Regions from separate parts of the Homo sapiens genome. Here region 1 is linked to region 2. The links are chromatin loops, found by intact Hi-C in ENCODE. Cell type or tissue: Caco-2. All regions are shown on one strand. Links, peaks and the distances in the headings refer to the core of each region. The heading gives the core; the rest is flanking DNA. Region 1 overlaps CARD10 (caspase recruitment domain family member 10). Region 2 holds the start of LOC105373024 (a long non-coding RNA gene).

Region 1 (10,680 bases), core at 848-8,847, 180 kb before region 2:
TTGAGACTGAATCTAGCTCTGTTGCCCAGGTTGGAGTGCAGTGGTGCAATCTCAGCTCACTGAGGCCTCCCAGATTCAAGTGATTCTCCTGCCTCAGCCTCCCAAGTAGCTGGTATTACAGGCATGCCACCATTCCTGGCTAATTTTTGTATCTTTAGTAGAGACAGGGTTTCACTATATTGACCAGGCTGGTCTTGAACTCCTGGGCTCAACTGATCCACCTGCCTCAGCCTCCCAAAGTGCTGGGATCAAAGGCATGAGCTCCCATGCCCAGCCGAAGTCTGCATATTAGAAATGCCCTCAGAATCCCCTGGCAAGCTTGAAAGTGCAAATTTGGGGCTTCATTCTCTGGACGTTCTGATTCAGGTGGTCTGGGGTGGGCCCCAGGAATCTGCATTTTATGGGGCTGCCCCCGGCTCTCTCTGAGGCATGGGTGACAGGTCTGGACCATGGGCCCAGCTCTGGAGCCCCTGGTCTTCACTGTGGATGCAGTGGGCTGGGTTTGACTCCTGGCTTCTCCACTGACTGGGATGCTGGGAGTGAAGCCCCTGGCACACAGCAGGTCTCGTGGAAAAGTTTTCAGTTCTTGGTGAAATGGTGAGAGCCTGGATTCTGCAGATGGACTGCCCGATTTGAATCCCAGCTCTGTCGCTCCTGGCTTGGTTTCCCCAGTCTGCAGAATGAGAATAATGATATTAATAGTATCTAACTTAGCCAGTTAGTGTGAAGATATTTAAATGAGCTGATAATTTAGCTCAGGGCCCGGCACACAGTGCTCAGTAAGTGATAGCTGCCATTCTCCTTACTGTCCCCATTCTCCAAGTCATAGGCCAGGAAAGCTGGGCCAAGGTGGCTCCTTCAGCTGCTGCCTCCCCTCCCCCAACCCTAGGCCATCCAGAGCCGTGACCGGATCCAGTTGCAGTACTCACAGAGCCTCATCGAGAAGGACCAGTACCGCAAGCAGGTGCGGGGCCTGGAGGCGGAGCGGGATGAGCTGCTGACAACGCTCACCAGCCTGGAGGGCACCAAGGCTCTGCTGGAGGTTCAGCTGCAGCGGGCCCAGGGTGGCACCTGCCTCAAGGTGAGCGGGTCAAGATTGTGGAGGTCCTGGCAGGAAGGCTGGGGTCCTGGCAGGAGCTCTTGGCCAGGGCTGGGAACGTGCCGGCCCTGGTGGGAGACCTCAGCCAGGGGAGGAAGCTTGGGGGAAGTGGGAAGAGTCCTCAGTTAGGGGCGGGAACTTGAACCCAGGCTGGGCTGGGTGTGGGCTGGTGAGCAGGCGGAGGGGCATGTTGGTCTCTGAGTTTCTGGGGTTGCTTCTGGGACACTAAGAATAGTTTGGAGCTGGTCTTTGCATTTAACTGGGGAAGGCTGGCTGCCTGAGTGCCTGTGTGCATGTTAGAATGCAAAACCTGGGCCTCAGAGACCAGCTAGTCAGGACTAACATGGGCCTAAGCATCCCTCAGAGACCAGCTGGTCTAATCCTCTCATCGCACAGGGCCCAGAGAGGGTGAGGGGCTTGCCCAAGGCCACACAGCCAGCTAGCACTGGAGCTGGAGTCCCAGACCCACTGTAAATTGGATCGTGGTCCTCAGGCTGCTGCCGGGAGCTCTGCTTTTTCCTTTTTTTTTTTTTTTTGAGACAGAATCTTGCTGTATCACCCAGGCTGGATCCCAGGTTCAAGTTATTCTCGTGCCTTAGCCTCCCTAGTAGCTGGGACTACAGGTGCCTGCCACCATACCCAGCTAAGTTTTTTTTTGTATTTTCAGTAGGGATGGGGGTTTCACCATGTTGGCCAGGCTGGTTTCAAACTCCTGACCTCAAGGGATCCTCCTGCCTCAGCCTCCCAAAGTGCTGGGATTAGAGGTGCGAACGCCCAGCCTGCGTTTTCTTATTTTGAGTTGCCTGACAGTGAGCTCCGCAGGCCTGGTGTTTGAAGCACTGGGGCCTGGAGGAATATAGGAAAAGTCAGCATTAATCCAAGACTTTTTTTTTTTTTTAACCCCCAGTGGCTTTTTTGCTGTTTGGTAAAGACAGAGTCCCTTTTCATGGCCAAGAGGCCCTGCGGGTGGGGTTCCTCTTGTCCTCTCGCCTGGTTCTGTGGGTTCCAGTCTTTCAACTGGAATGCATCACAGTCCTGCCTCAGGGCCTTTGCACATGCTGTTGATCTGCCTGGACCATCCCAGCTTGACCTACTTAGCGCCTCTATACCCTTGAGTTCTCAGTTCAAACCACAGTTTCTTTGGAGAGTACTTGGACTCCCAGGCTGGGTGGGGTCTTTGTGTGTTTTCCATGCCCTGGGCACCTTCCTTCTGCTATTGTCTCAGCTTGGGGCTATTTTGTTCACATGTCTGCTGGTTTACAGTTTATCTCCCATTCTAGGCTGTGAGCTCCCTGAGGACAGGGATCTGTCCCTGTGCTGGCACATGGCAGGTGCTCAGTAAAGGACTGTGGTTGACGTGGGCCTAGCACTGCTCACCTCCTTCCTCTCCTCTCCCTCTTCCAGGCCTGTGCCTCCTCCCATTCCCTGTGCTCCAACCTCAGCAGCACTTGGAGCCTGAGCGAGTTCCCCTCCCCTCTGGGAGGCCCAGAAGCAACTGGGGAGGCAGCTGTCATGGGGGGACCTGAGCCTCACAACTCGGTAAGACAACTGCCCCATCCCAAATAAGGGGGGACACTGCTATAGCATTATTACTAATGTGGAGAGTGCTTTCTGAAGGATCCATTTCACAGGTGAGGACACTGAGGCGCAGGGAGGCCAAGTACTTTACTGAAGCTCACCCAGAACCATTTCCTTGCCAGGCATAGGTGCCAGGAGGCGTGGGGAGCCACCCGCACACTATAATCTTGCAGAGCCCGCTCTTCTGCTCTGGGCCCTACTTCTCATTTGTGGAATGGGCACAAACCAGGTGTGCTGAGGACTGGGATGGTGCTGGGCAGTGGGGGTGACCCAGGCCCTGTCATGGCATTGCAGGAGGAAGCCACAGACAGTGAAAAGGAGATCAATCGGCTCTCCATCCTGCCCTTCCCCCCCAGTGCCGGCTCCATCCTCCGCCGGCAGCGTGAGGAAGACCCCGCACCCCCTAAGAGGTGAGATGGCTGGGGATAGCAGTAGACACCCAGGGAGGTGGGGCTGCCGTTTCCCGAACAGCCACCTCCCAGAATCTGCAATGCCAAAGTCAGGTCCAGGCAGTCACTTCCCTTTATTGCCCTCAGATGGCTGGAGCTCTGGAAACCCAGGTCCTGTGAGTCACAGGGGCGACCAAGGTCAGGCTTAAGATAAGGCCGATGGGCAGAGCGAACTCAGTCCTAGCCAAGCATCCTGGCAGGAGGGTCACTGGGGGTCAAGCCTTGAAGATCCTATACCCAAGGAGAAGCTTGATGGTTCAGGACTAGGGGGCGTGGAGAATGTTTCAAGGTATCAGGGACCTCCGGCAAGAAAGCCAGGCCCCAGGTTTGGGCATCAGCAGCAAATAGGGACCAGAAAAACCAAGGCGCACCCTCTGGTGGCAAGACCAAGGGCGGGAGATAGCCTGCCTCCTGGGGCGCGATCCTTGTCACTGCTTTTCCCCTGTAAGCAGCCCTTGATTTATTCCTTTACTGGTGAGAGGCTGGGCCCTGGGAGGCTGTGGTCAGTATGGCCTTGATCTGCGTAAATCTGTCCCAAGGAGGTGTCTGATGAGGAGGTCATGGTTTAATTTAGGAGGCGTACCTGGGAGTCACAAACCACAAAGGTGGCAAGTGAGGGTGAGGTGAGGGGTGAGAGATCAGGGGTGGCTTCCAGGAGGAGGTGGCATTGAAAGAGCTGGCTTTGAAGGGCATGCCAGGGCATTGTAGGTGGAACAACATTGGACAGAGGCCAGGACATTAACTTCTTACCCTGGGAGTTTAGGGGAGCCAGGTGGCATGGGTGCCCTGTACCTGGGACCCTGCCTTGAGTCTAGCCTGCATTTGCTTGGGGGCTGTGAGACATTTATCTGGTGTGGGGGCAGGAGGAGGGAGCGGGGCAGAGTGCCCACTGTGCCTCACCTCCTGCCCCCTCCCTGCCCTCTCTCTGCCCAGATCCTTCAGCAGCATGTCAGACATCACAGGTAACAGCCCTTGAGTTCCGTGGGGAGGGCTCCTCTGGTCGGGGGAGGTGGCTTTGCAGCCCACCTGAAGCCTGCACCACCTGCGCTACCTTTGGCCTGCATCCCCTTCCCTGAAGCCCCGCCGTGGCCCCTGCCAGGCAGGAAGGTTGTGCTTGGGAGGACCCTGGGGACTTTGGTTCCAGCCTCTCACCCCGAGCCCAGTCCTGGGCCTCACTCCTGTTCCCGGCTGTGATGTACGAGGCTCTTCAGTTCTGGGCCACCTTTCACCCTCTTCTGGGAAACTGCGGGGTCAGCCTGGTGGGCCCTGACCTATCTCTGAGCCCAGTGGGTCTGATGTGCTCCTGGGGCCTCAAACCTGCCAAGGCCTCTCTGGGCTGGAGGGGGGTCAGTCCCTGTCATGGACCCTGGCCATCCCTGTTTCCCAGTGCCAGATCCCTGAACCTCATTCTTTTTCCCCAGGGAGTGTGACACTTAAGCCCTGGTCCCCTGGCCTCTCTTCGTCCTCATCCTCTGACAGCGTGTGGCCTTTGGGAAAGCCGGAAGGCCTCCTGGCTCGGGGCTGTGGCCTGGACTTCCTCAACAGGTACTGTAGCTGCCTGCAGTGGGTGGAGCTGGGGTGATTGCTTGAGAGGGGAACAGGAGTGAGGTGGGAGGAGCAATTGCCTCGCCCCTGTTTTATGCAACTATTGGAAGATTAAGATCTGTAGACACTGGCAGCCCTTGGATTCCAATCCTGCTGCCGCTCTTGATCGTCCCTGTGACTTGGGCTGGTCCCTTCACTTCTCTGGGCCTCCATTTCCTCAGTAGCTAAAGGGAGATGATGACCCTTTTTGCATGGAGGTCTTTTGAGGGCTCTGCTCGCAGAAGCAAAGCACCCAGCTCTGCCAGGCATGTAGCAGGTGCTTAGTAATAGTTGTCACTTACAAGCTGTCCTCGTCCCAATGTCCTGCCTGTCAGTCCCTTGGCTCTGAGTCCCTGGGACTGAGCCACCCAGCAAAGTTTCATGCTGTGGGTGGGCTTGGGTCACCTCAGGAGCCCCTGTGACCGGGCCAGCCACAGGTCCATAACAGGAGTCACAAAGCCCATTAGTGCAGAGTGCACTGTAGGCGACGTGCTGTTAGTGTGGCCGGTGCGTGGCCGCTGTTCACACCTGCCAGTGTATCTAAGGGAGGGGTGGGGCAGAGCGGGGGCTGCACGGCCATTGTGGTCTTGGAACTCAGCTGTGAGGAGAGGGCAGGTAGGGAGAGCATCCGGTGACTGTGGAGGAGGAGCGAGGGGGAAGGGCGAAAGTCAAGGCTTCCTGAGTCAGGCTGGGAAAGTGTGGACTTTGGCTTGTACACTCTGGGAAATGTGGGAGGGTTTAGTTATTAACTGCAAGGCCAGCTGCTGGCTGTTTTACAACATGCTCTTTGTCCAGGGAGTAGGCATAATGACGATTATCTCTGCTCCATAGAGGAGGTAACTGGGGCTCAGAGAGGTTAAGCAACTTGCCCAGGGTCCCACAGTTGGGAAGTACCAGGTCTGGGTTCATAGTGACCTGATCAGATTTGGGTTTTGGAAAGGGCATAGGAAACATGGACTGTCAGCGCTGGAATGTGGAGGTGTTGGGTGCAGAGGGATGGGTCACGCAGCAGATGGGTACAGCATAGGACCAGGGCCTCTGGCCTCCGGAGCGGCTTGGTCAGCCAGTGTCCAGGCCCTGCCCCCACCTGGCCCCCGGCAGTGGGCTCAGCGAGACATTGTTTTTGCCTGTGCAGGACGTGCTTCTCGGGGAAGGGGTGGAGGCGCCTCCCTTCCTGCTCGCCTCGGCCCTTCCTCCCTTCCTCCAGTTTGGGCTGCAGCAGGGGTCCTGGCTGTTGTCCAGGGGGCGCCAGGATGCAGCCAGGGAGCAGGAGCCTCCGTCCCAGCCCCGCCCAGGCCCCACGATCACATGGGGCCACTTCTGCTGCCCATGCTGTTCCTGGGGAGGAGAGAGGTTCCTGGGGAAGAACACAGGCTGGGGAAGGTGCAGAGGTGGTGGACAGAGAGAGAGAGAGAAAGAGAGAGAGAGAGGCAGACAGGCGGAGAGGAGAGGGAGAGGGAGATGAGGGCCCGGACAGGTCCCAGGTCGGGGCAACTTGTGTGTCTCCTGGGATTGTGTTATGGCGAGGTGGGAAGAGCTGGCTTTGGTGTCAGCACTTGCTACTGTGGGACCTTGGGCATGTCTCTGAATTTCCCAGTGCCTCAGTTTCCTGCTCTGTAAAATGGGCTCACATAGTGCCTGTCCCTTAGGGTCACTATGGGGGTTTGAGTATCCCTTCTAGAATGCTTAGCACACTCACGGTGGATGTCAGCATATGCTCGCGGTTAGTTATGATTATTGTCGCCATTGTTGTTTAATCCTCAGAGCAGCTCTGCAAGGCTGGAATTTTAACCTCGTTACACAGACCAGGACACTGAAGTACAGAGACAGTTAGAAATTGGTCCCAAGTCACAGGCCCCTCGGAGCTGGTTGGAGATTCCGATGTGCCTCCCCACTGTCTCAGCTGTTGGAGATCTCACATCCGTATTGTGTGCCCACTTTGTACTGGGCACCATGTTGGGCATTTTCTCTCCTCTTTCCCATTTCCTGCCCATCTCTTGCCCTCAGCCTCTCTGCCCTGCCCTTCTCAGCTCCTGGAGCCTGGGTGCCGGGAGGGGATGGTGGATAGTGGGGGGCTGGGGCAGACCGGGGGTTGGGCTGACAGATAGTCAGGTGGGGGACAGCAAGGGAGAACTCATGGGGCAAGTGAGGTGCTGGGTGAGAGAGGCAGAGCATGGAGAGCACTGGAGGGTTTCGGGGTGCCGTCTCCCCAGCATAGCCTCACCACTGCCCAGCTCGCTCACGTGGCCCCAGGGGATCTCTGGCACCTTCTGTCCTTGCAAAGAGAGGGTTCCCATAAGTCATTGCCTGGCTCCACGGCCCACTAGCTGTGCCCATTCTTGGCAAGTTAACTTTCCTGTGCCTCAGTTTCCCTTATCTCAACCATCGGGTTGTCAGGAGGATTGACTGAGGTGATCTGTGTGGCATGCTTCAGTCTCAGCATCAGGTCCCTGACCTGGTACCAAGCAGGCACGCAGACTACTCAGATATCTTCCCACGGGGCCCTGGGGGACATTCATTGAGGCCATGTGGCCTGTCACTGCTCAGAGCTGGCAGAGCTGGCAGACTTGCCCCGTTCCTGTCTGCCTGTGACCTGACCTGACTGGGGAGGGGGCTGGGAGCTGGTAGCTAAGGACACTGTGCTTCCTAGTACCACACAGGCAGCCAGCTGGTCAGCCAGTCCCAGGAGCGGGGAGCAGGCAGCCCCTCTCCCTGCTGTGTCCTTTCTCTACCCCTCCTGCTTGTCTGCTGAGGCGGGGGGCTGGGAGGAACCCTATCTGGACCCTGCTCTGGGCAAGCCCCTGTGGGCTCTGCAGACTCCGAGGAGTGCTGGGAGCAGGTATTCCTGGTCTGTGGAGGCTCAGAGAAGTCACTGGTCCTTTGAGGAGGTTGGCAAGGGCGTCCTGGAGGAGGGGGCGCCTGAGCTGGGTCTTCAGGGAGCTGCAGGAGTTGTCAAGAAGAGCCTGAAAAACCTGAGTTGAAAGCTGAGGTCAGCCTTGATGCTTGCATTGCAGAGGGGAGAGGTGTGGAGGAGGGAGCGAGTAGAGGTGGGTGGGGTGGGTAGGGTTGGTGGAAGAGCCTGGATGCCAGCTGCTTACTGGGCTCTGGTCTGGAGAGGCCATGATGGTCAGTTGTCTGTGGGTTTGAAACAGGTGGGGAAACTGAGGCAAGCGAGAGGTGATTTGTTGTGAATCACACCTGATGCCAGTAAATGTCTAGTTTTGACAGAGCACTTAGTGTCTCCTGGGCCCTGTTCTGAGAGCTGCCCATGTCTAAACTCAGCGAGTAGCCAGGGAGGTGGGTGGAGCTGAGGCTCAAGCGGCTGAGCAGCTGGGCCGTTTGACCCCAGAGTTCCTGCTGGCACCCTGCGTGCTGTGCTTCTCGGACCATCTGACCACAACCCACAGTGAGAGAAACCCGGTACACATGCCTGGAACAAAAAGGTCATGAGATAATAATTGGATTTACCTGGGGTGGCGGGAGCGGGGTGGGGGATAGCATTGTACTTTCTATTCCATAGCATTATCCAGCTGTCCCAGTCGCAACCCAGTGAATGTTACCAGCCACTAAGGGCCAGGCCTGCAGTTTGGAGGCCCCAGAGTCCTCTGGTTTCCACCTCTCCCTGCATTATCTTTTATTCATGTGCCCCCCCCCCCCACCCCCCAGCACCCACAGAGGGCAAGGGGTGTCATTGTCAGCTTCGTGTTATGCATGTGGTAACTGACGCTCAGCAGCCGGCTCATTTGCCCAGGCTAGGGTGCAGTTTGCCCTGGGGTTTGGAGCGGACCGTGTGCTCCAGCCACAAAGCCAGGGCCAGCATAGCCAGGCCAGGTCTCAGGCCTGCCCCCTTTCCATGCCACCTCGATGCAGCCAGGACATGCGGCACTGAATGATGCCTCCCATGCCTGCATCTGTCCAGCCCCTCGGCCTGGCTCTGTGTCTTACCTGAGAGGGCGGGGCTGTTCCCCAGCAGTGCCGATTGGGTGGGAGGTCCTTGCAGCCGCGCCCTCCCCAGGCTGGCAGCAGGGGGCAGTGCAGCTGTGTCTGGGCTGCAGCTGCTGGGGTGGATGGAGATGCTTCGCCCCGCTGCCTCTCCAGCCAGCACACCTGCTGACCTTGGTCTCCCCACCTCCTCCAGGCCAAGGTGTCTGGCAGGGGACTTGGGGTCCATTTGTCTCTGAGCCTGGCCACAAGGCCTCACCTTTTCTCATCCAGGGACAGGCAGAACCCTACCATGATGGGGATTTTGGTGACGTCTTAATTGTCAGTGGTCCTCCTGCCCATGGGAGGAAAACCAGACGCCTCTGTTCCACGCCCTCCAAAGGGTGGCTCCAGCTTGCCTTTCCTGGGAGCTGCTTCCCAGGATGTAAAATAAGAATTAGGGCAAGGAGCTCAGCATGGTGTCTGGCACATGGAAAGCACCCAGGAAGTGTTCGCTGCTATTGTTATTATTAAATTCTTCCACGCATCCTGTGTTCTGTCCTCCACACCTTTGCTCTGATATATTCCTTCAGCCTGGAACTCTGTTTCCTCCATCTGTCACCAAAGTGCATCTATTCTTCACCAGCGTGTAGCCTAGGTACTTCTTCCGTGGGAAGCCTCTCTCTGCTTCCACGGCTGGTTGTAACCACCTTTGGATCTGTGCCACGTGCTAATGGTGACCTCCCTCCTCAGACTGTGAGCATAACAAGCTTTTTTTTTTTTTTTTGAGACAGAGTTTCAGTCTTGTTGCCCAGGCTGGAGTGCAGTGGCTCGATCTCGGCTCACTGCAACCTCTGCCTCCTGGGTTCAAGCAATTCTCCTCCCAAGTAGCTGGAATTACAGGCGCCCACCACCACGCCCGGCTAATTTTTTTGTATTTTTAGTAGAGATGGGGTTTCACTATGTTGGCCAGGCTGGTCTCGAACTCCTGACCTCATGATCCGCCTGCCTCGGCCTCCCAAAGTGCTGGGATTACAGGCGTGAGCCACCGTGCTTGGCTATATAACAAGCTTTTATTAGTCATCTGCTATGTGCCAGACACTGGGTTTGGTGCCAGGGCTACAGAGCGGAACAGTATAGAAGTTTGGTCCTGAAGGTGTTCGTTCTGATGGAGGAAACGAAAGGGCCGTGGCAAGGCAAAGTTGGAGTGCTCTGTGGCACGCAGGCTCCACTGCACCGTGTGCCCAGGTCCAGGGGAGAGGCTGCTTGTGACTTGAGATTTGAAGGATGATCAGCATTTCCCAGGTGGAGAAGGCAAGGAAGAGGGCACAGAAGATGGAGAGGCCTGGGGGTGGGAGTCATGGCATACTTGGGAAATGAAATCACTGTGGTTTTCCAAGAATGCTGAACTGAATCCAAGTACTGATTGGACTCCAATTCTCATCTCCTTTCTCCCTTCTCAGGTCTCTGGCTATTCGGGTGTCTGGCCGGAGCCCCCCAGGGGGCCCAGAGCCGCAGGACAAGGGACCAGATGGACTGTCGTTTTATGGGGACAGATGGTCTGGGGCTGTGGTGCGCAGGGTGCTGTCTGGGCCTGGGTCCGCCAGGATGGAACCAAGAGAGGTGAGGCCCTGCCTCCTGAGCTGGGGGGGTAGGGTCAGTGCTTTTGCCCAGGCTGGACATCCCTTAATTTGGTGGATCAAGATCACCGGGCAGAGCTTCTGGGGATTGGTCAAAGCCGAAGCGGGCTCAGTGATTAGCTGTGGTTGCCTGCTCAGCCAGGCTTAATTGAAGTCTGATTGGGCAGGGACTGGGAGGTGGAGCCAACTGACAGCACGTTACATTCCTGCGCTTCAAGTCGAGAAAGACCTGGATGAGCTGGGCGGGTTGGGGAGTCCTGTGGATGGGGGCGTCCTGTGGATGGGGACGGGTCTGACTGGGCTGGGCATGGCAGTTTCTGAGGGGGCGCTATCTGAACTGTGAGGCATGAAACACCCCCACACCTGGTCTTCCTCCAGCCCCTGGGCTGCTCTACTCTCAGAGGCTCAC
Region 2 (16,668 bases), core at 4,001-12,000:
TTGAAATGTACTTTGCGTTTCTGGAAATTGAAATACTCAATTTGAGAGCATAGCGGCAATTAGTGTTTAATCACAGGAGGATAGAGCATGGGTGGCTGTGCCTGAGCTGGGGAGGACGGGTGGGCTGATTACCCGTCCTGCTTCCTGCTGTGGGGGCTGAGTCCCATTCCTCCCCTTCCCTAGGACAGATTAAAGGTGTAATTTGATGAATCAATTTGTTTTCTGGAGGAGAGAAGGGAGAAGCAGAAATCTCATAATAGCTGGAAGCAAGTTGCTCCATCCTGTCCTACAGGAGTCTTCATCAAGGAGCCAGGGGCGGTAGGGAGGCAGACCCAGTAGAGGAGGCCTCAGTGGTGTCTTCCTTTGAAGTCATGCACACCTGAGTTCAAATCCTGGTTCTGCCATTTACCAGCTGCACGACCTTGAGAAATCCACTTAACCCTCCACTTCCTCATTTCTAAGAAGGACAGCCCAGCAGGGTAGCTGGGCTAATATTTAATATTAGTCAATGTGCCTTCTGCAGTGTCTGGCACTTAATGGATGATCTATAAAGGAGAGAGGATACTGGGGGTAGGGAGGGGTGGGCTGAGACAATTGACCCCTGCTGGGCTGGACTTGAGGTTCACGGCCACATGGTTCCCTGTGCAGCGCCCCGTGGGTCCCAGCAGACACAGCACCATAATGGGAGACTTCTAGGCCGAGAGGGCAAAAGCTTCAAACAGCAGGCGGCAGCACCAGCTGTGTGGTGGCTGGGAGCTGGTCTAGCCTCCGCCTTCCTTCCAGAAGTCTCCCCAGCATCCTCAACCAGGTCAGATCCCCCAGCATGACTCAACATCCCTTCGACTTCCCTTCTGCAGCCCTGTAAGTGCTGGGGGTGCTGTATGTGGTGGTGGGCACCTGGCATGCCAAGTTCATAGCAGGTGCTCTGTCAGTGCAGAGCTGGGCACTAGTGGCCCAGGGTGACAGGCTTTGGCTGGCTGGAGCAGGGCTGGGTCAGGGTCGGGAGAGGCTGGGCTGCAGCAGAGACAGCTCAGGTCTGAGTCAGACAGACCTGGGTTCAAATCCTACCCATCCCTCCCAGTGTTGGGGTAGGGGGCAAGTTGCTGCCCTTCTCTAAATCTTATTTGTAATTTGCTTTCCTGGGCTGGTTATTAAGAATAGTAGAATTTGTCTTCTACCTTCTCCTGGCAGGTGGATGCCTTAGCTCAGCTCCAAGGGACAGTTTTGGGTACTGAGAGGGAACAGGGATGGGGAAGGTGGCCTCCCTTTTACTGAGTCCATACCAGGCCCTGTGTTAAGCTCTTTATGCACTCTGAGTCCTCATCACTCCCTTGTAAGGCAGGAGTAATTCTTTCCATTTTCCAAACAGAGAAACTGAGGCTCAGAGAGGTTTCCTGGCTTGCTTAGTCTCAGCAGCGAGGAGCCAGTTGTTGAACGTGGGGTTGTGTGACTCAGAGCCTGGGCTCTGTCCAATCCCAGCTGGCAGTGGGGGAAGGAGGGGCCTGGGCGGGAGGCTGCAGCTGGGCGTGGGTGGGCAGGTGGGTGCAGAGGCCCATAGATGCTGGCTAATGGGCCCTGGTGGGCCCGGCGCTAATGGGCCCTGGAAGTGCCAGGCGTAGATTTAGTGGGAAGGCAGGTGCTGGCTGCAGTGGGCCAGGAACTCTTCTGCCCCTCCTTTCCCTGTCCCATTCCTCAGGCCAGGGAGGAGGGGGAAGGAGATGGGGGCTCAGGGAGGGGGCATGCACCTAGCTTTGCCACTGACCCTACAGCTGGGTCTCAGCTTTCCCTTCTGCCCAATGGGTGAATCATTCCCTCCCCTCAGGTTTTGTTCTGAGTACCAAGGGCCATACTCTGTAGGAATGAATGCTGTAAAAATCAGGGGGCCACTGAAGTAGTGACCCCCACCCCAAGAAAATGCTCTTTCTTTGGAGACTCTCAGGGCTTTAGGGATAGAAGCAGGTGTGCCCCAATTATGCCAGTTTCCCTTTTCTCCTCCCCGCCCCCAACCCCTGGCAGTCCTAGGTGAGGGACCGCACAGCCAGGCCTGAGTGGGTGGGTAGGTGGCGCTGGCGCAGCCAAGAAGTGCCTGCTTCTGATTGGAAGGCTGGTTTCCATGGCGACCGATTGATTGCCCAAGCTGCAGACTCAAGGGGAATGAGCAATGGGGCCTTTCTCCCAAGCTTCACTGCTCAGGCTTGGGCCTGGAGGCCAAGGCAGGGGTGACATCTTTGTGTCCTGTCAGGGACAAGGGGCCCACTAGGGAACAGAAGGGCACCTCAGCCCAGAAGCCACCACTGGGCACCTGCTGTGTGCACATTCTGAGCTAGCAATGGAACAGGAGGAGGGGACCTAGCATTTATGAAGCAACTACTATGTGAAAACGAAGCTGCTGGGACTAGAACCTGGCCCAGTGGAGTCCCAAGCCTGTGAGCCTAACCACCAGGCTGTGATGCTCGTCCATGCTGCTTGTGAGGACTAAGCACATTTATGGGACACCAGCAAGCATCCTTGGACCACCAGACTGTAACCCCGCTCACACCAAGCTCTGAGGGTGAGGGTGAGACAGTCATTGCTGAGGGAGATCAGGGCTGGGGTGAATGTTGGAGGAATTAGGGAGGAGGATTAAATGTTTGGGGTGAGGGTAGGGAAATAAAGGCACCCCAGGCAGGGCACTGGCTTGGGCAAAGGCAATGAGGTGGAATGAGCTGGCCGTGTGGCAAGAGTTGGCCCCTCCACCTGTGATGTGGACTCGAAAAGGAGGGGCGGCCGTCTCTCTGATTGTTAGCTATGCAGGCCTGTGCCAACCACACCCTACCTCCCCTTTTACCCCTTTCCCATGCCCGTCTTCCCACCTATTCTGTCCATTCTGCCTCCCCCTCACTGGGGCCTGGGTGAGTCCCTGGCCCTCTGGCCACAGAGGTCCCACCGGCCAAAGGAGAAGGCTGGCACCAGTGGGGCTGCCTCCAGGACTCCAGCAGGGGATGGTTTCTCCCCGTCCCCTCCACGGTCTCTTCTCAGATTCCTTCTTTCTTCTTTCTCTCCCTCTTCCTTCTTCCCTGCACGCACCACCCCCTCCAACAATATTCTCACTGTCTCTTTTCCTGCCCTGGGGGTGATTTTGTCCGATTGATTGCCCAAGCAATCTGAATTGCTCTGAATCAGAAATCTGACTGGTCCCTGCCCCAGCCCCATCTCCATCGTGAACCCCATCCCCTGGTCCCACCCTGCCGCTGCCCTGCTCCCTGGCTCCTGCCCTGCCTGGCTCTGTCCCTCTTCATCCCAAACTCTCACTTGGCCCTTGGTACTCAGGACAAGACCTGAGAGGGGGAATGATTCACCCATTGGGCAGAAGGGAAAGCTGACACCCAGCTGTACAGTCAGTGGCAGATCACTGCCCTGCTCCTATCCCTGCTCTGCCCTGCCTGCCTGCCCCGTCCCTGTCTAGCCCCTCCCAAGCCCTGGCTTCATCTGAGCCTCTGCCACAGTCTTAGGTTCCCAGATGGGCTCGCTTAGGTCCTGGCCTCATTGTCATTCTGTCCACGCCAGCATCAGTCGGTGGCTGCAGGCACTGTCGGGGGTGAGGGGGAGAGAGAGAGAGAGAGGGAGAGAGAGAGAGAGAGGGAGAGAGAGAGAGAGAGAGGGAGAGAGAGAGAGAGAGAGAGAGAGAGAGAGAGGGAGAGAGAGAGGGAGAGAGAGAGAGAGAGGAGGAGAGAGAGAGAGAGGGAGAGAGAGAGGGAGAGAGAGAGAGGGAGAGAGAGAGAGGGAGAGAGAGAGAGAGAGAGAGAGGGAGAGAGAGAGAGAGGGAGAGAGAGAGAGAGAGGGGAAGAGAGAGAGGGAGAGAGAGAGAGAGAGGGAGAGAGAGAGAAAGAGGGAGAGAGAGAGAGAGGTTGGGGCTGCAGGTTGCGGGGAGCTGTAGGTCTGCTCTCTGAGCCTCCTCTCAGAAGGACAGAAGTGTTGTGTACAGGCTGGAAATAGCTGTCCATTATTGAGTACCTACTGTGCGCTAGAGAGGTTACAGTATCTCTAACCTCACAGCAGCCCCAGGAGACAAGTAAAAGGGACTCTTCCTCTTTACTCCAAGAGCCGAATTGACATCTCCATAGTAAACATTGGCAGGATTCATTTGGGACCCAGGTCCTCCTGGTCAAAGCCCCTGCTCACTGCCTTCTGCTGTGGGATTTGGGAAATGGGGTAGCTGGTCCCTACTGCAGGTGCCCCTGGATTGCTGAAGCCCTGTAAGATCTCCAAGGATGGCCAGGGCCCCCACAGGCACAAATGTGGGTAGGCTAAGGAGGAGAAACAGGGAGGGGGAACTGCATGAATGGAGGCTTGGAGGCCAGGACTGCTTCGGGAAGACTGTATGGGAGATGCAGCTTGAGACAAGGTTGCGGGGGTGAACCAGAGCCATTTCATATAGGGCTTCAAGACTTGAAGACCAGGCTGGGCCTTGACAGAGAGAACCTGGGAAGCATCTGAAAGTTGTTGAGCCAGGGAGGGAGATGATCCCAGCTATATTAATTCCTTCCTTCCTCCGTTGACTCATTTATTAAAAATTTATTGTCTTCTCCGCGGCATGCCTTTGCTGGGACTGGTGATTCAGAAATACTAGTCATAGGCCGGATGCGGTGGCTCACACCTGTAATCCTAGAACTTTGGGAGGCCGAGGTGGGTGGATCACTTGAGGTCAGGAATTCAAGACCAGCCTGGCCAGTATGGTGAAACCCCATCTCTACTAAAAATACAAAAATTGGCCGCGTGTGGTGGTGGGCGCCTGTAATCCTAGCTACTTGGGAGGCTGAGGCAGAAAAATCGCTTGAGGTGGAGGTTGCAGTGAGCCATGATTGTGCCACTGCACTCCAGCATGGGCAACAGAGAGAGACTCTGTCTTAAAAAAAAAAAAAAAGAAAGAAAAAAGAAAAGAAATACTAGTCACAGTTCTGGCCCTCAAGAGGCTCACAGGCTCACCAGGAGAAACTCATGCATATTCATAAAGGTACCAAAGTCCCACTGGTACCGAGATAGGTTTGTATACTGGGGCAGTGGGAGAAGGGGGAGAGACCTGGAATGGCTTCAAAGGCTTTGGTCCTGAACTAAGTCTTGGGGGTCAAGTAGAGGATGCAAAGCCCATTGGACTGGGAATAAAGAAGGTTCCAGGCAGAGAAAACTGAATGGGCAAACATCTGGAGGCTTGATACAACCTGCTGGGCTCAGGGAAGTGCTAGCAGTTTGGGTGTTTGGTGGAGGGGGGTGGCTCAGCACCTGTGCTGCACTGGGGATCCAGGGAGGAGGCAGGTGACCCTGGCTACAGAGTCGGGGATGAAATGAAGGGGGGAGCAGGGAGACCTGGAAGGAGATGATGGAGGCTAGAGTTGAAGGAATGGAGAAAGACTGCAAAATATCCACCCATCCATCCATCCATCTAGAAAATGTTTGCTGAGGCCGGGTGCGGTGGCTCATACCTGTAATCCCAGCACTTTGGGAGGCCGAGGTGGGCAGATCACCTGAGGTTAGGAGTTCGAGACCAGGCTGACCAACATGGTGAAACCCTATCTTTACTAAAAATACAAAATCAGCCGGGCATGGTGGCGCATGCCTGTAATCCCAGCTACTTGGGAGGCTGAGGTAGGAGAATTGCTTGAATCCAGGAGGCAGAGGTTGCAGTAAGCTGAGATTGCGCCATTGCACCCCAGCCTGGGCAACAAGAGTGAAACTCCGTCTCAAAAAAAGAGAAAGAAAATGTTTGCTAAGAACCAGTGTGGGGCAGGGATTGTGCTGGGTGCTGGAGGTGGAACCGGTCAGGCTGGGTCACTGACGGGAGAGGGTGGCTGGAGGCCAGGTTGATAAGCTTGGAGTGAGGACAAGCAGGATGAATGGGGGCAGGGGATGAATATCTTGAGTTCAAAGTGCATCCACCCAGGTAGCCGTGATTCGGGATGGGGAGGCAGCAAGCAGCAGGGGCTTGGCAAAAGTCAAAGGCATTTCTTTTTCTTTCTTTCTTTCTTTTTTTTTTTTTTTTAGACGGAGTCTCACTCTGTTACCCAGGCTGGAGTGCAGTGACACAATCTCAGCTCACTGCAACTTCTGCCTCCTGGGTTAAAGCGATTCTCCTGCCTCAGCCTCCCGAGTAGCTGGGATTACAGGCATGCGCCACCACTCCTGGCTAATTTTGTATTTTTAGTAGAGATGGGGTTTCTCCATGTTGCTCAGGCTGGTCTTGGATTCCTGATCTCAGGGGATCCGTCTGCCTCGGCCTCCCAGAGTGCTGGGATTACAGGCGTGAGCCACTGCACCGGGCCGGTCAAAGGCATTTCTAAGATGGGTGCTGCCAACTGTGCTCAGGGCTTTCCCAGCCTTCACTTCATCCTCACTTAATGGCATTCCCATCTGTCCAGGTGAGAAAACCGAGGCGTAGAGGCTTCATCGTTGCCCCATTATTGCAGGGATGGGCAAAGCTTTTCTGGAAAAGGCTACATAGTAAATATTTTTGACTTTACGAGCCATGCTTCTTGGTCAAAACTATTCAACGGTGCCACCGTAGAGGGAAAGCAGCCATAGACAGTACCAGAAATAAGTGGGTGTGGCTGTATTTTAATTAAAAAAGTGGATGAACATGGAAATTCAAATTTCATATAATTTTCACATGTCAGGAATTTTTTTTTTTATCTTCAGAAATAGAAAAAACCTAGCCGGGTGCAGTGGCTCATGTCTGTAATCCCAGCACTTTGGGAGGCCGAGGAGGGTGGATCACCTGAGGTCAGGAGGTTGAGACCAGCCTGGCCAATATGGTGAAACCCCATCTGTACTGAAAATACAAAAAAATTAGCCGGGTGTGGTGGCCCGTGCCTGTAGTCCCAGCTGCTTGGGAGGCTGAGGCAGGAAACTTGTTTGAACCCAGGAGGGAGGGGCTGCAGTGAGCCGAGATCGCACCACTGCACTCCAGCCTGGGCAACAAGAGCGAAAACTCCATCTAAAAAAAAAAAAAAAAAAAAAAAAAAAAAAAGAAAGAAAGAAAAAGAAAAAGAGAAAAAAAAGAAAAAAAAACATGCTTGGTTTCTGGTTGTACCATAACAGTTTGACAGGATTTGGCCTAGGGGCTGTAGTTTGCCCACCCCTTGGGGGATGGTTGGGAGGTGGCAGAGCTGGGGTTCAAACTAGGTTCTGCGAGCCCACGGGCTTCTGGACCAGATCAGCTCCAAGTGTGTGCCGGACCTCAGCCCCCTGGTCTTTCCCTTTCGGGTTGGTTCTCCCATCTTGGGATGCACAGAGCATCCTGCTTCTACGCTGCCCATTTTGGGCAGGAGGCAGTGTGCCGGGCAGGCCAGGGGATCTGAATCCCCCAACTCGGAAAAGGGTCCCCGCCCAGCCACTTGCCAGCTTGGAAGACTGGAAACCTCTCTAGGCCTCAGTTTCCCCACCTGTAAAGTGGGGCATAGCAGATAACTCACCCGCAGGGTCGCCGTGAGGCTGCAGTGAGAATATACCTTGAAACGTCTCCCCACCCCGCGGCTGCCTCAGTTTCCCTCCTCCCCTCCTTGCCTCTGAGCCTGGTCTACACCTGCGCCGCGGCCTCTCCCACCTCCCCCACCGCCGTCCCCCTCCTTAATGCGGAGAACGACATCCTGGGTGTCTCCCAGCTGCCTCCTGCGCACGGACGGTTTCTCGAAAGCTTTTAAAAACGAGGCTCCCTCCCGGCGGCGGCAGGGAGGGTGGGAAGGGGGGCGCCCACCCTCGGGAGCTTCCCCGGTGGGCGGCGGCGGCCGCTCCCAGCCTTTTCGGGAGATCTCTGGCTGATTATTATGGAAATCAGGCCCCAGCAGCGCGCCCGGGTGGCGCGGGAGCGGGAGGCGCTTGGTGCGGCTGAGACGCGCTGAGGACCCGCTCTGCCAGCCAAAGGAGCGGTGCGGGGGAGGGGGCGTGGGAGCTTCCCGCGCTCCTGGGACACGCGTGGCCTGTTCTGGCCCGGGTGCCCGGGTGACACTGTTCCCGCGCAGGGCCGATGGGCTGAGCTGCAGCCGGAGGGGCTGGGGTCGCGCACGGAAACCTGGGCGCCCAAGTCTGGGAGTTCATTTCCGCCGGGACCTGGGCCCTTGATATCAGCGGTGCTGGATATTTTCAGTGCAATTAAAGGCAAAGGCAGTGGGGTTCACGCCACCACCCCAGGAACAGAACTGGGGCGTGTAATGAGCTCAAGCCCTGTGTACTGGGCGCGTGTACTCGGCGTCCAGCACCGACCTCAGGGCGCTGATCTATTTAAATCCTTCCGTTGACTTGGGCATGGTCAGGCCCATTTTATGGATGAGACAACAGAGACCCAGAGAGGCAAAGCTCACACGGCCAAAGCAGTCGAGGAGAGACCTGAGCTGGGAGTTGTCCAACTCCTCTGGCCAGTTCTTACACCTTCGGTCATCCTGTCTCCAACCTGAGGATGATGCCTTTGACCTTCCAGCCGCGCATCCAGCTCTGGCCTGCCCTGTGCCTCTCTGCGGGGGGACTCTGCAAATGGGGAGAGAGACAGCGTGGCTAATGTCGAGGAGAGCTGAGGGTGGTGGGTTGTCCTGGTGCTGAGGGGCTCTTGGTTTCTGACTATGCCTTCTATCACCACCACAGGGTTTGAGTTGAGCCAGGATCCCCCACCCCCACCACCCCTCAAGGTGCAGGAAATCTCATCATTCAAAATCCATTTCCTTTATATTGTCACATTCTGGAGAAGGGCTCCAATCTAAGCTTAAAAGTGATAGAGAAAATAAAAATGGGAAAGTCAGATGGATTCGGCCACTTTGTAAGCCAGAAAAATGGCCCCAGCAGACAGGTGAGCAACAGCTTTGGAAAAATCTCTAGCAATCAAGAACGGCCATGGGGGTTTATCTTTGCTCTGTAATGATCCCAGGCAGACGGAGAGGAAAGGCAGAGAAACCTGCAGGTGAATGGGCAAAGGGCAGGAGCGATGATTCACACTAGAAAGGAAACACAAATGCTTAACCCTCACAGGGAGAAAGTCCATTCCCACTCAGATATGAAAGGAATACAAATGTTAATCAATGCAGTTCCATTCAAACTCACAAATATTTTAAAACATAAAGTTATTTAATTTACCGCTGAATAACTGTAACTATTTTTAACTGAACTCATGGTTACCCTGGTAGTCCATCCTCCCAACTGCTCCAATTCACAGATAGGAACCTAGGCTAAGAGAGGCTAATTGCATAATTTGCTCCAGGTTAGACCTCTGGTGAGTAGCTGAGCAGGGTCACCTGTTCGGTGGCAAAGTGGTGGCATCTGGCCGGGCGCGGTGGCTCATGCCTGTAATCCCAGCACTTTGGGAGGCTGAGGCAGGTGGATGACCTGAGGTCGGGAGTTCAAGACCAGCCTGACCTATATGGAGAAACCCGGTCTCTACTAAAAATACAAACTTAGCCAGGTGTGGTGGCACACGCCTGTAATCCCAGCTATTCAGGAGGCTGAGGCAGGAGAATCGCTTGAACCCGGGAGCTGGAGTTTGCAGTGAGCCGAGATTGCACCACTGCACTCCAGTCTGGGCAACAGAGCGAGACTCCATCAAAACAAACAAACAAACAAACAACAAAAAAACCCACAAACAAACCACACACACAAAAACGCAAAGGTTAGGCTTCATCCCAGCCCCCGTGGATCAGAAACTCTGGCGCTAGGGACCAGCAATCTGTTTTAAGGAGCTCTCCAGGTGAGCTGGAGGCTACAATTAGAGAATGACTGCTCTGGGCTCCAGGAGAAGGTAAGGAAAGCAGGTACGTGCTTTCGCTGCAGAAGGCAAATTGTATTGTTTCAACCTTTTTGAATTACCTATGGATAACAGGTATTGTGAGCCTGTAAACGGCCACCAATGGCACCTCTGAGAAGCCACTGAGAAGTAGACATGGTTTTATCCATGGAGGTATTTAAGACAATGTATTTATAAACATGGAATACTGGAAACAGTCTGAGTCTCCAGCAATAGGGGACTGGGGAGAGAAACCTTGGTTCATCTAAAAGATGGCTGCTGTGCAGTTTTGAAAAGTGAGTGTGTAAAGACCGCACAACGTGGTACAATAGGAGCAGACAAGTCCTCCTGGGTTGCCCAGGACTTTCCCAATTTTAGCACAAGAAGGCCGGCATTTTGGAAAACTCCTTGGTCCTGAGAAAATGGGGACAATTGGTCACCCTAGCTATAATCGGCACTAGTGCCACACCCCAAGTATTACTGTCCTCCCATGTTGCATGGCCGGTGGTAGGATGGTATTTCATCTGGCCTTGCAGTGAGGTAGCTATGTGACATGTTTTGGCCAATGCAATGTGAGCGGAAGTGGCATGTCACATCCAGACAGCGCTCCTGGCAATTCATGCCAGGATGGCACCTCCTCAGCCTAGGTCCCTGAGTGACTATGATAAGCAGAGACTCCATGCCGATCCCTACCCTGCAATCCCAGGGCATAGGGTGTGAGCAAGACATAACCTCTTGTGGTGTGTGAAGCCACTGAGATTTGGGGATATTTGTTGCCACAGTGTAACCTAACCTGTCCTGGCTGGTATACACGTGGACATCCGGATTTCATAGTTTTAAGGCTTAAGTGTTAGGCCGGGCATGGTGCCTCACACCTGCAATCTCAGTACTTTGGGAAGGCCGAGGCGTGCAGATCACTTGAGGTCAGGAGTTCGAGACCAGCCTGGGCAACATGGTGAAACCCCGCCTCTACTAAAAATACAAAAATTAGCCGGGTGTGGTGGTGCATGCCTGTAATCCCAGCTACTCGGGAGGCTGAGGCAGGAGAATCGCTTGAACCTGGGAGGAGGAGGTTGCAGTGAGCTGAGATTGTGCCACTGCACTCTAGCCTCAGGGACAGAGCGAGAATCTGTCTCCAGAAAAAAAAAAAAAATTGGCTTAAGGTTACAAAACTGCATTTGCAGTATCATTGCAGAGACATAACAGGTGTGTTGGAAATATTCTGAAATGTTTACAAAATTATCAGGTAGAGGAATTCTTGGTCTAGGTTTTTTTTTAACTTTTAGGATTGGGATACATGTGCAGGTTTGTTATATAGATAAACTGCCATGTGAGTTTGGTATACGGATAATTTTGTCACCCAGGTAATAAGCATAATACCCACCAGGTATTTTTTTCTAATCCTCTCCGTCCTCCCACTGTCCACCCTCCAGAAGGCCCCAGTGTCTGTTGTCCCTCTCCTAGTATTCATGTGTCCTCATTATTTAGCTTCCACTTATACGTGAGAACATGCGGTATTTGGTTTTCTGCTCCTGTCTATGTTCGTTTGCTTAGGATAATGGCCTCCAGCTCTAGCCGTGTTGCAACAGAGGACATGATCTCATTTGTTTTTTGGTCTAAGTTTTTCTTCCTCTTCATTGCGCTTTCCAATTTTCTGCAATGAGCATGTTTTATTAATTTTTAAATGGGGGACATTTTCTGAAAAAATCATTTCTTTGGATCAAAGGTTGGTCCCCTCTGGGCTCTTATTTATGAACTGAAAATCCCTTGGGGGAGGGAGAAAGAGAAGAGTTAAGCTTTAGCCTCAAAGGATCACAGGGACTGGAAAGGTCACAGAATTAATCCTGCCCTTCTGCTGGAGCCTTCTAGCTGGTGGCTCCTCCTGGCCTTAGCAATTGGATCAGATGCCTGTTCCTGGTCGTGTGACTCTGGGCAAGTCACAAGCTCTCTGAGCCTCCACGTCCTCATCTGTTAAATGGGAATAATCCTGTTTACCTTGTGGGCTCCTGGGAGGATCAGATGAGATGAAGTATGTTCTACAAATGCCGGCGCCTTCTGCCTCGGTCTTCTTCATGGAGCCTCCGTGCTGGGTGACTTAGGGCGTGTGCCTGAATGTCTGTGACCTTTGATTTCATCATGGAAGAACAGGCAGGGTGCTTTTTTAGGCCAGGGCATTTCTGGATGGGGCTGGAGGCCCCCGTACAGAAGCTGAGAGGGATGGAAAAGGAGAGGGCTTGTAGGCCTTGGTGTTCAGCAGCCGAACAAAAACTTTGAGCCTGGCAACCCCAGACCACGAAGCCAGCCCACCAAAAGCCAAATGGTGAAACCTCTGGAGTCTTAAAGTAGCCCCGGGGACAGGGGTGGTCAGGGAGGGCTTCCTGCAGGAGGAGAGCTGGCAGGATGGCATGGACAGCCCCCATTGCCTTCCATGGTTCTGTCCTGTTCAGAGTCCTTGAACTCAGCCCTCTCGAGGGAGACTCCATCAAGAATATAACAGTGACAGCTAATATCTGCTGACGGCGTGCAGTAGACCAGGTTTACCCAATCCAGTGTCAGTCCACACGGTGCCACTTTGGGGTAGGACTTGGGGAGACTCACCGTGGAGAAAAGTTCGCTGGGTGAATTGGTGGCTGAACCCCATCTGCTCCGGAGGAAACAGCTGTCCTTTCCTTCTCCAGGATAAAGCAGCCACGGGGCACAACTCTTCCAGTCCACAGGGCCACCCAGAATGACCCCAGTTCCTTGCTGCACCTTGTGGATATGTCTGATCTCTACCGTGACCCTATGTCTTGGGGTGCCTGGAGCAGTCCTGGTTTCTGCCTGTTGTCCTGGCGTCCCCTGGAATCCAGATTCCAGCACTCATAGGAAGGGCTATTATGGATGATGAGTTTGTGGTCGCCCTGACACAGGTTTCAGATCAGATGGCGCTGGTTCCATGCCGGCTCAGGTCCTTCTTGGCTGGGCCAGAGTGCGCCTGAGGGCCCTTCTCTGTAAAATGGGGATAGTCACGCCTGCTTAGGGAGTGCTGGAAGGTTGGAAGACAGCATGTAGTGGGAGGCGCTGGCCTTAGCGAGTGCTCCATGGTTGGCGGCTTTGGCCATGACATACTGATGCTGGGCATGGTGGGGGTGGGCCGGGGTGTCCAGGGCAAACCTGGGTCTTTGTGGGTTACTTTTGAGGGTCACGTGCTGTTAAGAACCCACACACTGGGATTGGAACCCAGGCCTGCAGGTGGACCCCAGGACCCAGGTGCCTGCCAGTACACACCACTGAGCCAAGACTAAATGGCCAAGAAAGGGGAGGGGGCGGAATCGGGCAGACAGGGGAGGGAGGGGCAAGTGGGAGAGGTGGGAGTGGGGAGAGGAGGAGGAGATAAGAGGGTGAGAGGGTGCGGAAGAGGAGGTGGGAAGGGCTTTCTGCTGAGCCCAGGACTCTTGTCTAACTCGCAGCTGAAGGTGTCCACGGGGAGGTCCTGCTGCCCCTCTGACGCAGTGTGACCTGTTCACCTCCCCTCCGCCCGACTCCTTCCCCACACCTGCCCTTCGCTGGGCTGTTTCGGGGAATGCTGTCACCTCCCACAAGTCTTAGCCCCGGAGGCCCATCAAGCCTCTTTCCTCCTGTCCAGCGACCGCTCTGTTCCTCCCTCACCTCCTCCAGCCCCCTGTGGCCCACCTAGCCTCCTTAATCCATCCCTTGAGTGGTCGATCCTAGGGGCTATCCCCAGACGGCTTCCAGCCGTCTCTCTCCTGCTTTGAACCCTTTCCTGGCTCCCCGTCACCGTCCTGGTAAAGTCACCCACGCAGGCTGGCCAGTGTGTCTCCGCTTCTGTTGCATTCCAAGTCCAGCTGTTCTAGGCAGGCCTCCTCCAGGCCCACCAAAGAATTCACCGCTTCTCAAATGTGCCAAACTCCTGTGTGGGGGCTCCGTGCTCCAGTCTCCCCAGGCCCCACAGCCCCTCTTCCCTCATCCTTACCGTCGCTCCCAACGCTGTCCCCATAGCGAGGTCACTTCATCCTCCTCCGCCGGCCCTGCCTGCAGACCAGATTCGCCCACGTTTCTCCAGAGCCCAGCGCCCGGCCTGGAACCACCACGGGAAGAGCATGTTCTCCCCAAAGAGGCCCTGTGGAGTCTGGCTTTTCTCCTGGAGGGTGGTTGTTGGATCTTGGGCAGAGGAGGCTGTGCTGTCAGGAAGAAGCCAAAAGGGATGGGACAACATTGCCAGACAGGGAGGGAGGTGGGGCTGGCTCGCGGGGACGGTCCAGAGAGGGTCCCCACTGGGCCAGGATCACATGGCAGTTTGGGGCAAGGCCAGGATTTTGACCCAGATGTGTGTCACTCTCTGGCTTCATTCTTCAGCCATTCTGGGTGCAGTCTGGAGAGTTGGGAGGCATGCAGGAGTGAGTGGCTGGGTCTCTGGTGCCCCTCAGAGGCCAGGCTCTCAGGACACTTGGGGTAGGAGGTGGTCCTCCCATTGAAGGGAAGGAGGGTCTGGAGCCTGCAGTGTCCTGGTGGGAGCAGGCCTGTCTTTGATGCTCACACTTGCAGACCCCTGGGGAAGGCCTGAGTCATCACTGAGCCGGCAAACATATTTAGCTCCTTTTATGTCCCTAATAAATCAATTTCTCCAGGTCTTTCATACCTGCCACTCGACTCGGGCTGCCTGCCCCCATCTCCTGTCCCCTGGCAGCTCTGTGTGCCAGGCTTCAAGATGGAGGGGCTCCTCCTCCCCAGGTACCTGGCAGGGGCCCACTCTGCCTTCTCCAAGCCCCGCTGCCCTGGCCTATTCCAACCCAGAGCCTTCTGTGCCAAGCTAGTCCTCCCTCAGGCTGGGATGTCTCCGTTCAGCAGCCACATTACTGAATGCCCCCTCAGAGCTTCATGCGGCCAAAGCTGCAGCCCCAGAGCTGCAAGGATCCTGCACTGTGCACGCAGCTCAGTCCCAGCCAGCACCCAGCCTCCCTCAACCTTGCATTCTTTTGACTCACTGGGGCTTGTGTTTGGGGCCCAGGGGAGTTCCAGAAATACCTTGCCTCGACCTGCCCTCCTTGTCCTGTCTCCTACTGGCCCCACTGGCTGGAAGGCTCAGACCTCCACTTGGCTTATCTTTCCTGAGCACACCTCTTCCAAGAAGTCTTCCCAGATCTCCCCCACTACCCCACTGCCCACATGAATCTTTCCCCCTCAAATGGCCCCAATTCCATGTTTTTGTAGCTCCATGAATGCATGCCCACAGTCTGCCTTGTGACCATAATAATAGTAGCATGTAACGTCCCAGGAGCTGCCTAACGCTGTTGTTAGCATTTTACATATATTTAATTATTTCCATTTTATAGATGGGAAACCTGAGGCTCAGAGAGCTTAGGAAACCTGCTTAAGGCACAGGGTAGAGGTGAGCCTTCACCATGGCCCTCTGGGTGGCTCTGACGGCTACGTCACCCCCCCGCCCCGTGCCCTGACACAGTAATGGCTTTCGTGGTACCTGCTCATCTTCCTCCCCCGCCATCCCTTCCAGGGCAGGAGCTGTGTTGCAGCGGTGCCTGTTGCATGTGGAAGTCTCCCTTCAAGGTTTGCATCATGGAACTCACCTGGCCCAACCTCTCAGGGAGGAAAATTCCAACCAGAGAGGGTAAGCAACTCGTTCGGGGCCCCACAGCCAGAAAGCAAGAGTGCGCGAATCTCCCAGTGCCAGGCCCAATGCCAGCCCCAGCAGGGGTGACTGTGCCCAGCACGAGTGGCGGGGAGGCCCATGCTTGTTTGTGTCCATGGGTGTCTACTGGGCTGCTCGAGCCCTTGGGCCCTGATAGACCAGATGTCTCCCCCTTTAGGACGTCCAGGCCAGGGCTCTACTCCGGACAGAGACCCCGTCCCTGCAAGGGACAGCCAGTCAGCCCTGTCCAGCCCCGTCCAGCCCTGTCCAGCCCTGTGCAGCCAGTCCAGCCATTCTGACTGCAGCGTTGAAACCTCTTATCCACGTGTGGTGGGAGCCCCCTGCTGACCAGAGTGAGGAGTGGCAGAATGGCAGGAAGGTGAGCAGACATGCCCTGGAGAGACTCAGGGGGCCAGTGAGTCAGAGCCCAGCTCTCCATGCTCCTGGCTTGTGATGTGGCCTCTCCAGGTACTCCTGCATCTCCTGGAGGCACCAACGTTCTCATAGCTCTCTAGGCCTCTGGACATTTGCACCTGCTGATGCTGAGACCCAGAGGGCCTTTTATCAGTTAACTTCAGGTGAACTAGCAGTTATTGTGCACCTATTGTGTGCTGGGCACTCTGAGTATGTGCAAGGTCTGGCCCACAAGGAGCTCACAGTTCAGTGTGGGGCAGACATGAAGTGAGCTCACTGCATTATCAGGTGCGTGTCCTGTCCCCAGCCTGGCTGCCAATACTTGAGCACCCTCCTCAGAGAAGCCTCCCCGGATTGCCCTCTGCCCAGCCCAGCCCAGCCCAGCCCTCCACTGCCTGCTCTGCGTCCTCTGGAACAGCGTGTGTTCAGTACTGCAGGGATGTGAGCCCCATGCAGGCAGGGATTCGGCCTTGTTGTACCAGTGTCTGGGACAGTGCCTGGCACAACGTAGGTGCTCCATAAACATTTGTGGGATGTACAAATAAATGAAGGTTATTGAATTCAAGCTCCTCCGTTACCCACCAAGTGATCCTTGGAGCAGCAGTGCTTGCACTCCTCCAGCAACGGGGAACATTCTACTCACCTCCCGTGGCAGCAGGCTCTTTCTCTCTCTCTCTTTCTGTCTGTCTGTCTGTCTGTCTCTCTCCCTCCCCGCTCCTTCCTTCCTTCCTTTCTTTTTATTTTGAGACAGAGTCTCACTCTGTTGCCCAGGCTAGAGTGCAGTGGCATGATCTCGGCTCACTGCAACCTCTACCTCCCAGATTCAAGCAATTTTCCTGCCTCAGCCTCCCAAGTAGCTGGGATTACAGGC

What was found. A loop is a pair of places that touch in the nucleus more often than their neighbours do. Peaks named below come from ENCODE experiments on the same cell type or tissue, not always from the same donor. Only the 100,000 strongest peaks of a DNase experiment are listed, where the experiment ranks them.
Region 1: it touches region 2 in a loop (4-fold over the local background); 9 of 110 quality-filtered maps call a loop at or near these places.

What each region holds. Positions count from the first base shown.
Region 1 is chr22:37,496,593-37,507,272 of GRCh38, reverse strand. It overlaps CARD10 (caspase recruitment domain family member 10), which reads left to right. Exons shown (of 20, transcript NM_014550.4): 7 at 890-1,081; 8 at 2,504-2,638; 9 at 2,972-3,087; 10 at 4,060-4,088; 11 at 4,548-4,671; 12 at 10,095-10,254. Among named protein-coding and RNA genes, the nearest start is that of MFNG, 16 kb to the right of the region's middle. RefSeq lists enhancers at 4,014-4,611, 4,612-5,211. In Caco-2, for the core only: a CTCF peak has its summit at 8,747 (motif pointing right); DNase peaks (open chromatin) are centred at 3,244, 4,712, 5,372 and 8,712; H3K4me3 peaks cover 525 bases.
Region 2 is chr22:37,316,086-37,332,753 of GRCh38, reverse strand. LOC105373024 (a long non-coding RNA gene) reads left to right here and starts at 618. Exons shown (of 4, transcript XR_938232.3): 1 at 618-861; 2 at 15,249-15,362. RefSeq lists a silencer at 1,952-2,246 and enhancers at 3,145-3,790, 4,238-5,437, 13,963-14,820. In Caco-2, for the core only: no CTCF peak of the experiment used is centred there; DNase peaks (open chromatin) are centred at 5,833 and 8,903.